2 separate regions of the Homo sapiens genome follow, and region 2 is linked to region 1. A link is an interaction called in ENCODE POLR2A ChIA-PET data of the cell type or tissue named here. Cell type or tissue: MCF 10A. All regions are shown on one strand. Each heading gives the region's core, and the rest is flanking DNA. Links, peaks and the distances in the headings are about the cores only.

Region 1 (7,740 bases), core at 1,814-6,813:
GCTTTATAAGTGAAGGAGAAATAAAATCCTTTACAAACAAGCAAACGCTGAGAAATTTTGTCACCACCAGGCCTGCCCTAAAAGAGCTCCTGAAAGAAGCACTAAACATGGAAAGGAGCAACTGGTACCAGCCACTGCAAAAACATGCCAAATTGTAAAGACTATCGATGCTAGGAAAAAACTGCATCAACTAACGAGCAAAATAACCAGCTAACATCATAATGACAGGATCAAATTCACACATAACAATATTAACCTTACATGTAAATGGGCTAAATGCTCCAATTAAAAGACACAGACTGGCAAACTGGATCAAGAGTCAAGACCCATCAGTGTGCTGTATTCAGGAAACCCATCTCATGTGCAGAAACACACATAGGCTCAAAATAAAGGGATGGAGGAAGATCTACCAAGCAAATGGAGAACAAAAAAAGGCAGGGGTTGCAATCCTAGTCTCTGATAAAACAGACTTTAAATCAACAGAGATCAAAAGAGACAAAGAAGGCCATTACATAATGGTAAAGGGATCAATTCAACAAGAAGAGCCAACTATCCTAAATATATATGCACCCAATACAGGAGCACCCAGATTCATAAAGCAAGTCCTTAGAGACCTACAAAGAGACTTAGACTCCCACACAATAATAATGGGAGACTTTAACACCCTGCTGTCAACATTAGACAGATCGAGACAGAAAATTAACAAGGATATCCAGGAATTGAATTCAGCTCTGCACCAAGCAGACCTAATAGACATCTACAGAACTCTCCACCCCAAATCAACAGAGTACATACTCTTTTCAGCACCACACCATGCCTATTCCAAAATTGACCATATAGTTGGAAGTAAAGCACTCCTAAGTAAATGTAAAAGGACAGAAATTATAACAAACTGTTATAATTGCACTCAGACCACAGTGCAATCAAACTAGAACTCAGGATTAAGAAACTCACTCAAAACTGCTCAACTACATGGAAACTGAACAACCTGCTCCTGAATGACTACTGGGTACATAACAAAATGAAGGCAGAAATAAAGATGTTCTTTGAAACCAATGAGAACAAAGACACAACATACCAGAATCTCTGGGACACATTTAAGGCAGTGTGTAAAGGAAAATATATAGCACTAAATGCCCACAAGAGAAAGCAGGAAAGATGTAAAATTGACACCCTAACATCACAATTAAAAGAACTAGAGAAGCAAGAGCAAACACGTTCAAAAGCTAGCAGAAGGCAAGAAATAACTAAGATCAGAGCAGAACTGAAGGAGATGGAGACACAAAAAACCCTTCAAAAAATGAATGAATCCAGGAGCTGGTTTTTTTAAAAGATCAACAAAATTGATAGACTGCTAGCAAGACTAATAAAGAAGAAAAGAGAGAAGAATCAAATAGACACAATAAAAAATGATAAAGGGGAGATCACCACCGATCCCACAGAAATACAAACTACCATCAGAGAATACTATAAACACCTCTACACAAATAAACTAGAAAATGTAGAAATGGATAAATTCCTCAACACATACACCCTCCCAAGACTAAACCAGGAAGAAGTTGAATCTCTGAATAGACCAATAACAGGCTCTGAAATTGAGGCAATAATTAATAGCTTACCAACCAAAAAAAGTCCAGGACCAGATGGATTCACAGCCAAATTCTACCAGAGGTACAAGGAGGAGCTGGTACCATTCCTTCTGAAACTATTCCAATCAATAGAAAAAGAGGGAATCCTCCCTAACTCATTTTGTGAGGCCAGCATCATCCTGACACCAAAGCCTGGCAGAGACACAACAAAAAAAGAGAATTTTAGACCAATATCCCCGATGAACATCAGTGCAGAAATCCTCAATAAAATACTAGCAAACCGAATCCAGCAGCACATCAAGACGTGTATCCACCATGATCAAGTCAGCTTCATCCCTGGGATGCAAGGCTGGTTCAACATACACAAATGAATGAACTTAATCCATCACATAAACAGAACCAGTGACAAAAACCACATGGTTATCTCAATAGATGCATAAAAGGCCTTTGATAAAATTCAGCACCGCTTCGTGCTAAAAACTCTGAATAAAACTAGATATTGATGGAACATATCTCAAAATAATAAGAGCTATTTATGACAAATCCACAGCCAATATCATACTGAATGGGCAAAAGCTGGAAGCATTCCCTTTCAAAACTGACACAACACAAGGATACCCTCTCTCACCACTCCTATTCAACGTAGTATTGGAAGTTCTGGCCAGGGCAATCAGGCGAAAGGAGTAAATAAACGGTATTCACATAGGAAGAGAGGAAGTCAGATTGTCTCTGTTTGCACATGACATGATTGTATATTTAGAAAACCCCATCATCTCAGCCCAAAAACTCCTTAAGCTGATAAGCAAATTCAGCCAAGTCTCAGGATACAAAATCAATGTGCAAAAATCACAAGAATTGCTATACATCAATAATAGACAAACAGAGAGCCAAATCATGAGTGAACTCCCATTCACAATTGCTGCAAAGAAAATAACATGCCTAGGAATACAGCTTACAAGGGATATGAAGGACCTCTTCAAGGAGAACTACAAACCACTGCTCAAGGAAATGAGAGGACACCAACAAATGGAAAAACATTCCATGCTCATGGATAGGTATCCATGTATCATGAAAATGGCCATACTGCCCAAAGTAATTTATAGATTCAACTCTATCCCCATCAAGCTACCTTTGACTTTCTTCACAGAATTAGAAAAAATTACTTTAAATCTCATATGGAACCAAAAAAGAGCCCATATAGCCAAAATAATCCTAAGCAAAAAGAACAAAGCTGGAGGCATCATGCTACCTGACTTCAAACTATACTACAAGGCTACAGTAACCAAAACAGCATGGTACTGGTACCAAAACAGATATGTAGACTATTGGAACAGAACAGAGGCCTCAGAAATAACGCCAGACATCTACAACCATCTAATCTTTGACAAACCTGACGAAAACAAGCAATAGAGAAAGGATTCCCTATTTAATAAATGGTGCTGGGAAAACTGGCTAGCCATATGCAGAAAACTGAAGCTGGATCCCTTCCTTACACCTTATACAAAAATTAACTCAAGATGGATTAAAGACTTAAATGTAAGACCTAAAACCATAAAAACCCTAGAAGAAAACATAGGCAGTATCATTCAGGACATAGGCATGGGCAAAGACTTCATGACTAAAACACCAAAAGCAATGGCAACAAAAGCCAAAATTGACAAATGGGATCTAATTAAACTAAAGAGCTTCTGCACAGCACAAGAAACTATCATCAGAGTGAACAGGCAACCTACCGAATGAGAGAAAAGTTTTGCAATTTATCCATCTGACAAAGGGCTAATATCCAGAATCGACAAGAAAATTAAACAAATTTACAAGAAAAAAAACAACCCCATCAAAAAATGGGCAAAGGATATGAACTGACACTTCTGAAAAGAATACCTTTATGCAGCCAACAAACATGAAAAAAAAAGCTAATCGTCACTGGTGATTAGAAAAATGCAAATCAAAACCACAATGAGATACCATCTCATGCCAGTTAGAATGATGATCATTAAAAAGTCAGGAAACAACAGATGCTGGAAAGGATGTAGAGAAATAGGAACGCTTTTACACTGTTGGTGGGAGTGTAAATTAGTTGAACCATTGTTGAAGACAGTGTGGCAATTTCTGAAGGATCTAGAACCAGAAATACCATTTGACCCAGCAATCCCATTACTGGGTTTATACCCAGAGGATTATAAATCATTCTACTATAAAGACACATGCACATGTATGTTTATTGCAGCACTATTCACAATAGCAAAGACTTGGAACCAACCCAAATGCCCATCAATGATAGACTGGATAAAGAAAATGTGGCACATACACACCATGGAATTCTATGCAGCCATAAAAAAGGATGAGTTCATATCCTTTGTAGGGACATAGATGAAGCTGGAAACCATGATTCTCAGCAAAGTAACACAGGAACAGAAAACCAAACACTGCATGTTCTCACTCATAAGTGGGAGTTGAACAATGAGAACACGTGGACACAGGGAGGGGAACATCACACAGTGGGGCCTGTCAGGGGGTGGGAGGCTAGGGGAGGGATAGCATTAGGAGAAATACCTAATCTAGATGACTGATTGAAGGGTGCAACAAACCACCATAGCACATGTATACCTATGTAACAAACCTGCACGTTCTGCCCATGTATCCCAGAACTTAAAGTATAATAATTTTTAAAAAGTACTATTTGGGAAGGAGGTTGAAAAGGGATTGCCCAATACTTGGAATACATTTTAAGATCGAGTCCCATCATCTATACAGAAAATTGTATGCAGTCCATTGCCGGAGGCACTGTGATGAAATCTCCTGTGGAGTAAACAAAGAGAGAATAAGCATCAAGACTCAACAAGACTGACTCAACCGGAATCAGAAGAGGACTGGCAAGCTCACAACAAAATCATAATACTGGTCACAAAATCCTCCCTAAGGCTGCCAGTTTCCAGAAGTGTAGCCAGAGCAAATCAGCATGCTGAAAGACAAGTATGAGAGGCTCAGACAATGAGACTTTTTTTTAAGGCACGACACATTCTATAGCTCACCTAGAGAGGTGCTGCAGATGATAAGAAAAATGGAGGTCTTCTTCTGCAGAGAGAGTAAGACATCAAAAAGATTGCAAACCTCAGGGTGATTTAAAAGTACACTCGTTGTCTTTTTGATTTTTTGAAGAAGTGTTGAATTAGGCCCCTGTTAGCTAAAGACTTACAGACCCAGGCCAAATTCCAACAGTCTCAACTCCTTCCAGCCAGCTCCAGGAAGCTGCTGTACAGATTTTTGGGAAGGGAGCCTAAAGAGCTAGAACCACCTGGTTTCAGGGTTACTTGGGAGCATCGAGTTTGCTTGACCTGGTTCATTAAGGGCCATAAAATAATAACCAATTTTTCTAATCTGAGCCTTATTACTGGATAATAAGTTGCATATTTTATTCCTGCCGTGGGTAAGGAACGCTCCATTTGTCTTGTTCATCCCTGAAATGAAAATTGCCTACTTTCTGATACGATCCACTGATAAAAACATTGTCTTAACAAATTTTTCTGAGGAATTTCCCAGACCACAGTGAGGTATGAAAACCAAGGCTCTGGAAGCCAGCTGGGGTGCAACAGACCCAGGGTCCAAGGATTTCCCGAAAGTTACCTCTTTCATTCAAGTTGGTGGGAGAGTTTCAGGGCCAAGGGAAGTCATCAGGTTGCCAGACAACCAAGGAGGGCCCTGTCATCGTCTTCACCGGAGAGAGTGACAGCATCGCTCTTGGATTTGCTAGTCATTTATTGGAATCCCCCTAGAACTTAGGATAAATTGGAAAGCTGAGTGTCTTCAGAAAAACTTTGCAGATTGAAAGTCTGTAAACCAAAGTTGCTGGTTTTGATTTGAGGCCTGTGCCAAACACACACACCCTCCTAAACTGACAGGATCAACCTAGCCACCAGCCCCCAAAACACAAACACCCAAAGAAAATAAAGATTCCAGATCCTGAGAATACCTGTACATTTAACTGCAACCTCTACCACCTTTGGTAAGATAAACAACTCAGACAGGGCTTCAAGTGACCTTTTAATCACAATAAGTGGGTTGCGCAGGGCCCTCCAGAGATTGTAATTGGGCTCACTTGTAACAAAAGGCAACCTTGACCACAAGCAGAGTAAAATCAGACAGGGGCACAACCTCTGCCCTTGCTCTGTAAACTCCCAGCTTTTTATTTATGTATTTTTATTGCTGATTTAGATTTTTAGCACTTGACTCCAAGATAAGAGCTCATGCAGCCTAGTGTTATCAGTTCACTTTTTTTCAGAAAAAAAATGGCATTCTGTTTATTTTATTTAAAACTTTATATTGGCCGGGCGCAGTGGCTCATGCTTGTAATCCCAGCACTTTGGGAGGCCGAGGTGGGCAGATCACCTGAGGTCGGGAGTTCACGACCAGCCTGGACAACATGGTGAACCCCTGTCTCTACTAAATATACAAAAATCATCTGGGCATGATGGCATGCACCTGTAATCCCAGCCACTCAGGAGGCTGAGGCAGGAGAATTGCTTGAACCTGGGAGGTGGAGGTTGCAGTGAGCCGAGATCGCAATGCTGCATTCCAGCCTGGGCAACAGAGTGAGACCCTGTCTCAAAACAAAGCAAAACTTTGTATTGAAAATCAAGCAGAAGAGAGAGACGGAGCAAGAAGAGGAGAATGGAATCATCGTGAACACTTCTTAATCGCAACGAGCATCATTTATTTTCTCAACTTGTGATTCATAGGATTTCATAAGACATCTAATCCACCCTTCTCATTTTACATATGAGGAAATTGAGGGCCAAAATAACTTGTCTAAGGTCACACATGTTTATGGGTGCAAATATAATGTTAAAACTTATTCCTAGCTACTGGTTAGCTTATTATTATTCAATTTCCTGTTCATTCTTTCCATGAGAGTTGATTAGCGTCCAAAAATTTGTGTTTAAGGAAAAGCCTGGCTCGTTACTACCAAAAAGAAGGGAAGACTCAATTGGACAAGCCATTTTCTATCTGTCAAGGCCTGAGAAAGCTGTTGCTCCAAGCCCTGGTAAACAGTGCCACCTCGGGTAACCAGATAGCCCTGAGGGTCATAGTTGCAAGGCTCAGGACAGTAACCTCACTTCCACTTTACTCTCTCGGCTTGGAAAAGAAAACTCTAGAATTAGCTATCCCACTGTCTTACTAAGACTTGTATTATTTTTTTTTTTTTTTTTACCTGCAAGGATTCCTTGCTTTTGCAGAAGTTAGACATTTAAGTTAAAAAATCAGGCCCCAATGGGGAAACCCTACCTCTACTAAAAATACAAAAAAATTAGTCAGGTGCAGTGGTTCACACCTGTAATCCCAGCTGCTCTGGAGGTTGAGGTGGGAGAATCTCTTGAATCCAGGAGGTGGAGGTTGCAGTGAGCCGAGATCATACTACTGCACTCCAGCCTGGGCCACAAAGTGAGAAAAAAAAAAGTCGGTTCCCGGAATATGCAATGGTGATGTTTTAATTTCATGCAAAGAGCAGGTCTTTAGTTATCTGAGTATGTGGTTCTCATTTTCCTTGACTGGACTACTGGGAAATTCAGAGGCCACAATAACGTGAAAACAGTATTTACAAGTAGCGTATTGTTGTTATTACAGCAATTTATCAGTCTCGCTTGTAGCTGGACAAATCTTCTTTCACATTGCCTGAATTAGTGTTTTTAAAACTTTTCCTTTGGAGAAATCTCTTCAACTTCCTATTTCAATTCACCATACAGTTTCTACATGACAGAACCAACATCATGTATATTTGGTGTTTCTTACTTTAAACTGAATTTTAGATTCTATTCTTTATACGTAGATTGAAGAGAATCGTTGATTCACTTCAGAATTCCTCAGCCTCAGCACTGTTGACATTTGGGGTTGGATAATTCTTTGTTGAATGGGACTGTCCTGTGGATTGTAAGATTTTCAGTGGCATTCTTGCCCTCCACCCATTGGATGCCAGTAGCACCTCCCCTCCCACTGTGACAACCAAAAATGCCTCCAGACATTCCATGTGTCTTCTAGGGTGCAGAATCACCCCTAGTTAAGAACCACTGGCTGAGTGTGGTGGCTTATTCCTGAAATCCCAGCACTTTGGAAGGCCAAGGCAGGCAGATCGCTTGAGCTCACGAGTTTGAGACCA
Region 2 (7,740 bases), core at 1,333-6,332, 230 kb after region 1:
TCGAGAAGCACCAGGGACAATCAGGAGGGAGAAGGAGGGAAGCAAATGCTTGGGCCAGAGCCTTTATTATGGTTTTTACAGGAAGAAATGGGCAAGGCAGGGTAGTCACATTTAGAACTGAATAGTTTGAATAATTTCAGTGAGCTCAAAACTATAGGGGGTGGTCTCTAATTGTCCTGTACCTGGCCCAGTGTGATTTAGGGCAGGAGGCTAGTGTCCCAAACTGCAGGAGCCTAATGAAAGAAGGTGGGTAGGAGGTATGGACACAGGATTGGTTGGTTTGCATATGAAAGGCATGCTCTAAAGCAGTTGTTTGCTATCTCTAGGAATTAGCTAATCTTGAGAGAAGCAGTCCCTTCCTGGAATAGAAAGGCCTCCAGATATCAAAGCGCCATAAAATGTGCAAAATAAAAAACATGATTAATACACACCAGACAACGTCATCAGCCGGGATATATATATCAGGAGATCAGACCAGTGTCTAATACAAAATGTTTTCATCTGTTTTTGCTTCTTCTTTCTAAACTTAAATACGTTGAGTTTCATTTTAAGCAATAAGATCCATGAAATCATGGGGCTGATATACTTAGTACATTTTCCTATTTTTTTGTTGAGACAGAGTCTCACCTTGGCCTCCCAAAGTGCTGGGATTACAGGCGTTGAGGCACCATGCCCAGCTACCTCGTATATTCTTTAAGTGCATGTTAAAGTAAGTACATAGCAAAATTACCTGAATAATGTCACACAGCACTCATGTTTTGCATGTCCCAGAATGAGATGCATTGATCTAATTCAACTTCTTCATTTTATGGAGGACAAATTTAAAGCCAGAAAGGGCAAGTGACTTGCTCAGGGTCACATAACTATTTCTGGTAAAAGACGAATTAGAATCCATTACCCTTGACTCCCCATTCCAATGCATATTCTCATCTGTGTAATTCAAATTTCACTGGTGTTAACAAAAAGCAAGGCAACCACTTTGAGTCACTCTTACCAGGGACCTGCTGTGCTATTCTAATAATTTCATGGTCCAGTCATCTGTTCAGAACTAACAGTGTCATTTGCACAAAAACAAAAGCACCTCTTCTGGTTTGTTTATCTGTGTTCCTCATTCTCTCCTGCAAGTCACTATGGAGTGGGAAGGAAGGTCTTCTAACTGGATTTCAGATTTCCAGTAACTGATGCATCCCTTGCTCTGAGAACTGGGCCAGGAGAACAGAAGTATAATCCTGGTCCCAACAAAAGTCTAGTTCAATTCATACATTAAAAAGATCAGCATCTAGGCCGGGCGCGGTGGCTCATGCCTGTAATCCCAGCACTTTGGGAGGCCAAGGCGGCTGGATCACTTCAGGCCAGGAGTTCGGGACCAGCCTGAACAACATGGGGAAACCCCGTCTCTACTAGGGAAACCCCGTCTCTACTAAAAATACTAAAAAAAAAGTAGCCGGGTGTGGTGGTGCCGCACTTGTAATCCCAGCTACCTGGGAGGCCAAGGCACAAGAATCGCTTGAACCCAGGAGGCGGAGGCTGCAGTGAGCCGAGATCGCACCACTGCACTCTAGACTGGGGAACAGAGCAAGACTGTCTCAAAAAAAAAAAAAAAAAAAAAAAGATTAGCATCTAAAGAAGGGAATGCCATGAAAGCCACACTATGGAAGATTTCAAAAAGTGCATAACAGCTTAGATAAAGGACTTGAAATTTTATGCATAAATGCCCATATATTTTACAAAGCAGGCAAGGAACTTCATTAATATAATGCATGACAAGAAAGCAGTCCAGCCCGCTCGGCAGGCTTTTCCTTGAGGTAACTGTGGTCTTAATAATGGTGAGAGCTGACACTGAGTCCTCACTTCCCACCAGGCATCTGTCTAAGCCCTCAGTACATGAAGAAGGCATTACGATTCTCTTCACTTTACAGAAAAGGCTACTGAGGTCAAGAGAGGTGAAGTAACTTGCCTAATGTCATACTCACAGTTAGTGATAGAACTGGGATTCATACACTGGGATGTCTGACCCCCAGGGCCCAGGTCTTAGCCACACCATGTAAAGGACTCCTTTCCCAACACCGTGTCATCCCTTTTTCAAGAAATTCATGTGCTTTGTGTCTGGGCACCTAACTCAAATTGAACTGCCTTGAAAATATTGAAATATTAAGATTTAGAACTATTCCTGGCACAGATGCTCAACATGAAACAGCTCCAGGGCCACTAAATAGACTGCAGCTCAGGCAGGCCTGCTGTCGATATTGATTGGTTTCCTTGCTACCCTGTTTTAGTTCTTTCTTATTCAATAGGAAGCTCATTAGGAATTACTAGAAGGCCCTTGGCCCTAGCTCCCTGCACAAATTCAGGATGAAGTTTTGTGTGTCATTTCCTAATGAAATAATTACAAGTCTAATACTATTGCTGTATTAAGGGTTTGCTCAGTTTGGTTAGGGGTGGAGACTCAGGGGGAGGAACTGATTTTTTTTTTTAAGGTTTTAGAAAATGTTTTTTCCCCCTTCACCTTCTTCCACACTTTCAGCTGCAAGTGGTTCCCCCTCAACTAATTTAGGCCACTCTTCAATTCCTAAAACTATTCCATTTCAGCGCTAGGAAGAGTATTACCAATGTCTAGCTCAGTGCTCACATCTACTGTTAGTATTGTGGTATTAATAGTAAAACTTCATTGCTTATGATATACAATGTTTTGTTGTTGTTGAGTTTTTTTGTTTGTTTTGTTTTCTGTTTTTGAGACAGGGTCTCACTCTGTCAGCAGGGTGGAGTGCAGTGGTACAATCATGGTTCACTGCTGCCTCAGTCTCCTGGGCTCAAGCCATCCTCCCATCTTAGCTTTCTAAGTAGCTGGGACCACAGGCGTGTGCCACCACACACTCGGCTAATTTTTTTTTTTTTTTTTTGGAGATGAGGTCTCCTTCTGTTACCCAGGCTGGTCTCAAACTCCTGAGCTCAAATGATCCTCCCACTTCAGCCTCTCAAAGTGCTAGGATAACAGGTGTGAGCTACCATGCCCAGCCGATGATAGATTTCTTGTTGTGCATTACATTAATGTAATTCTGTGCCACTTTTGTAAAATATTATGATATATATACATAAATATCCAAATTCTGCAACTAAGCTCAATAAATTAGAGTAAATATAAGGTTATCCCTGTCAAAACATCGCTTATCACTTATATTCTGACGTGATTTTTTTTTTTTTTTTTTTGAGACAGGGTCTCACTCTGTTGCCCAGGCTGGAGTGCAGTGGCACGTTCACAGCTCACTGCAACCTTGACCTCCTGGGCTCAAGTGATCCTCCCACCTCAGTCTTCCGAGTAGCTGGGGCTGTGGTGCATGCCACTGCAGCCAGCTCAAATGAGAATACTTTTTTCCTTTTTTTCTTTCTTTTTTTGAGACAGGGTCTTACTCTGTTGCTCAGGCTGGAGTGTAGTGGCACATTCATGGTTCACTGCATCCTTGACCTCCTGGGCTCAAGTGATCCTCCTACCTCAGCCTCCCGAGTAGCTGGGACTATAAGCACATGTCATCATGCCCGGCTATTTTGTTTGTTTGTTTTTGGTAGAGACAAGGTCTTCCCATGTTGCCCAAGCTGGCTCGGACTCCGGGGCTCAAGCGATCCACCCACCCAAGCTTCCCAAAGTGCTGAGACTACAGGTGTGAGCCACTGCACCCGGCCTGATTTTTTGATGGGGAGAGGAAATAATGTTATTTCTAGAGTGCTGGAAATTTCCCCAAACCTAGATTATGCCCGTCAGTGAGTGGAAGATGGGAACATTTTCTATCAAGCATGTCATGGTGAGAAAAAGTAAAGTTTGGAGCTGTTTTTGCTCAACCTCCTCATTGAACAGATGATGAAACTGAAGCTCAATGAGCTTAGGTAAGTTAATCAAGGTCACCTGGCTGCATCAAGAACACACAGGGACAAAAAGCCAATGTTCCTATGTAGCCTGAAAATAGAACCATAGCCCAAAAGGAGCTGCAGCTCAAGAGAGGCCGGTCAGCTCCTGGTTTCTAGTGCAGTGGTGTCCAATGAATGTCATTAGCTAATTGAGGTCTGTACTTGTTTCCTGTTGCTGTAACAAATTACCACGGATGTAGTGGCTAAACAACACATATTTATTATTCTACAGTTCTGGAGTTCAGATGTTGGACATGGGTCTCACTGGGCTACAATAAGGTATTGGTGGGGCTATATTCTTTCTGGAGGTTCTGGGAGAGGATCCTTTGCTCATTTGGGTTGTTAGCAAACTTCAGTTCTTCACAGTTGTAAAACTGAGGTCCTAGTTTTGTTTTAAATTTTTTTTTTTTCTGGCTGTAAACTGAGAGTCCTTGCCAGCTTCTAGGGATGGTTGCATTCCTTGGCTTTTAGCCCCATTTTCTATCTTCAAAGCTAGGAATGGCAGGTCAAGTCCTTGTCATTCTGCATCTCTCCCACTTTTCTTCCAGAGGCCTACCTTCCTCTGACCACAGCTTCCAAGGTTTCTCCCTTTTAAGGACACGTGATTAAATTTGGCCCCTCTGGGTAATTCAGGATAAACTTCTAATCTCAATAGCCTTAACCTTGATCACATCTGCAAAGTCCCTTTTGCCATTACATGCCCATGGGTTCCAGGGACTAGGACGTGGGCATCTCTGGGGGCCACTATTCTGCATATCAACCCAGTCCCTCCAGGACTCTGCCTCTACCCCAAAGAGGAAACAGTTTGGGCCCCCAGCTCTCCAACTAACTACTCAGCTGTCATAACTGGACTCCTTCCTTCCTTAATTCCCGTGGAAGTGTATTAACTTCCTCCAAAACACAAGATTAACAATATCACTTCTTTGTTCAAAATATGGGGTGGCTATTCCTCATCCACGTAATTGAATGTAACTCCTCACTCTGGCCTTCAAGGCTTTTGGGCCTTTGGTGATACTTTCAGCCTTCCTTTCACTCATATCATCACAATTCACTCTTGCAAACTATTTTCTTTTGTCAAAGTGAACCACTTGTAACCAAGTGACCAGCTCAAACCAATTAACGTTGCTTAAGCTGTTACAGATGGCACAGAGCCAAAACTGAAAGTCATGTCACTCAGGCACATGCAATGAAAACTAATTGTTAACACCACCAGCCTGGCAGATCAGCTGCATTGGCATCACCTGGGACTACTTAGAAATGCTTTAAAAGCTTGGCCCCCCCCCGCCCCCCACCCCATACAGAGAAGACACATTTGAGCATTGCCTTCTGTCTCCTTGCTCGTCAATTCTCAATAAAGCTTTTACTTATCTCAAAAGTCAGTGCCATAAGTCTTGGCTTCTGTGTGCATCACCCAGCGAGCCCAGTGCTCAGTAACACTCCAAATGCATCAGACACTTTCTCACTTCTGTATTTTTGTCAACATTATTTTCTTTGCCTGGAGCATCCTTATCCTTTCCTGTCTGCATTTCCAAATCCTAAAGTTTTCCACGCTCAACTCAAATGTCACCACTGCTTTGAAACTTTCCCTGTTTTCTCCCACCACCTTAAAGGCTAGAAATACATTTTTCTTCTAATTTCTCAGGGCCCTCATCTGTCCATTTTTGTTGACACTAAGCACATTTGGTTATCTGTTAGAACAAATTACACCAACACGTAGTAGCCTAAAACTATAACTAATCATTTTTATATTTCATAATTCTGAGTCAAAACTTAGGTCAGGACAAAACAGGGCTGGTTTATCGTTGCTCCATGATTTCTGGAGCCTCAGCTGAGTGGACCTGGGCATCCCTCTTGCCCATTCTCTTTCCAGAGCTTCTCCACATGCCTAGCATGTACTTCCACATAGCATGGTATCCTCAGGGTAGTGGGCATTTGTACATGGTAGCTCCAGGCTCCAATAGACCAAAATGGAAGCTGCTAATCCTTTTAAAGGCAGCCTGGAGCTGACATAGCATCATTTCTGCCTTACTTTACTTCCCAAAGCTGTCACATGCCAGCTTTCAAGGGAAGGAGAAGTGGACCCTCACCGTTCTACAGGAAGGGTATCAAATAATTTGAGGACATCTCATAAAGAACAGAAATCATTGCCTAGGTACTTAGATGTATACCTGATCTTTTCTCCAAGGCTGTGAGTTCTGGTGTATGATTTATTTTGTAGCTCCCATGTTGCCTAATGCAGTGCTTTGCCTGTAACAGGTGTGCAGTAATTTTTGTTGTAATAATGGACAAATGTGTTTAATAGATTCTTCTAGCCAAAGGCAATCACACGTAATTTTAAATTCTGCAGAGTAAAAAAAAAAATTGGGGGGCTAGAGGTCACTGGAGAGATTTTGAAAATAGATGACTATGTTCTTTGGAGGGCAGACTATAGGCATGATTCTATAGTCTTTATAATGTGAATTATGGGTAATCAATTTGGAGTTGTATTGAACCAATCTCTATAATTAGATTCCAATGAAGCACCTGCTTTCTGTCAAACTTGAGTTCATGAGTGGGCATATTACACAGAAACCCTTTTCACATCGATTTTCAATGCTGCCTAATAGTCTGTTTTGCTGAGTCAATCAAAATTTAAATCTGTAATAACAAAATAAAATTCTTGCCATTAAGTTAGTTTTTATCAGCTCTCTGCTCTGAGGTTACATAATATCAGCTTTTTGAAATTACAACCCTTGTTTAAATATATAGTGTTCCTTCTGAAATGCCGTTTGCCGCAGCTCTTCCAATTTTAATCATCATTATATCAGGAAAAAAATGCTACCTTTCTTTCTTGTAATAAGAACATTGAAAAGGTTTTGCAGAAATGAAAAATACATTTAACAATAGTAATACAATAATTATAATAAGGCTATTAGTTTTATATAAAGAAAATGATTAAAAGGTAATGTGAAGAGTAAAAAAGCATGAACTTGAAAAAAAGGACTCCTAAATTGAAATCCTAGCTCTTCTACTTCTTAGAAAATTGCCTAATTACTCCGAGCTAGTTTTTCCTCATCTGCAAAACAGAGCTACTAATATCTAACTCACAGGGTTGTTGAAATGATTAAAAGGACAATGTACATTTCTAGCACGTTGAGAGTATTCAGTAAGAGTTAGCTATTATCATTTTTATTGATTAATGGTTACTTAGTAAGGATACTGTCTCTAAAGAAGGGGAGGAGGAGGAAGGAGAAAGGGAGGATAAAGGGGAAGAATGCATAAAATTGTGAAAGGCAGGTAAAGAAGAGCCAGGAGGGGTAAGGGACGTATGCGGAAATGCACTGGGGGCATTGGTGGGGATAAGTGACGTCTTCTCAAAGGATGTTGGCCCCGAATCGTTTGATAGAGAAAGGGAATATATAAACAGGCAGCGGTGAGACCATACATGACAACAGAATCCTGAGCCATAATCTTTGTAGCAACTGCCTTGGCAAGCCAAACCGAACCTCTGCAGCAGCCACTTCAGGAAACCAAACCACAATCTATGCAGTCAGGACTCGGTCAATGACTGCCAAGTTCTCTATTTTTTGCCACCACTTCCAACTCAAGACCAACCAGAACCAGGCGCGGTGGCTCATGCCTGTAATCCCAGCACTTTGGGAGGCTGAGGCGGGCGGATCACCTGAGGCTGGGAGTTTGAGACCCAGCCTGACCAACATGGAGAAACCCCATCTCTACTAAAAATACAAAATTAGCCGGGGGTGGAGGTGCATGCCTGTAATCCCAGCTACTCAGGAGGCTGAGGTAGGAGAATCACTTGAATCTGGGTGGTGGAGGCTGTGGTGAGCCGAGATCATGCCA

The links. ChIA-PET counts read pairs that join two places held together with the same protein. Peaks named below come from ENCODE experiments on the same cell type or tissue, not always from the same donor. Only the 100,000 strongest peaks of a DNase experiment are listed, where the experiment ranks them.
Region 2: POLR2A ChIA-PET joins it to region 1 with 8 read pairs; 2 of 35 experiments call an interaction of 5 or more read pairs at or near these places.

Annotation. Positions count from the first base shown.
Region 1 is chr3:66,760,185-66,767,924 of GRCh38, reverse strand. No RefSeq gene overlaps it. Among named protein-coding and RNA genes, the nearest start is that of KBTBD8, 230 kb to the left of the region's middle. In MCF 10A, for the core only: no CTCF peak of the experiment used is centred there; DNase peaks (open chromatin) are centred at 4,424, 6,344 and 6,604.
Region 2 is chr3:66,524,747-66,532,486 of GRCh38, reverse strand. No RefSeq gene overlaps it. Among named protein-coding and RNA genes, the nearest start is that of LRIG1, 28 kb to the right of the region's middle. RefSeq lists an enhancer at 1-526. In MCF 10A, for the core only: no CTCF peak of the experiment used is centred there; no DNase peak of the experiment used is centred there.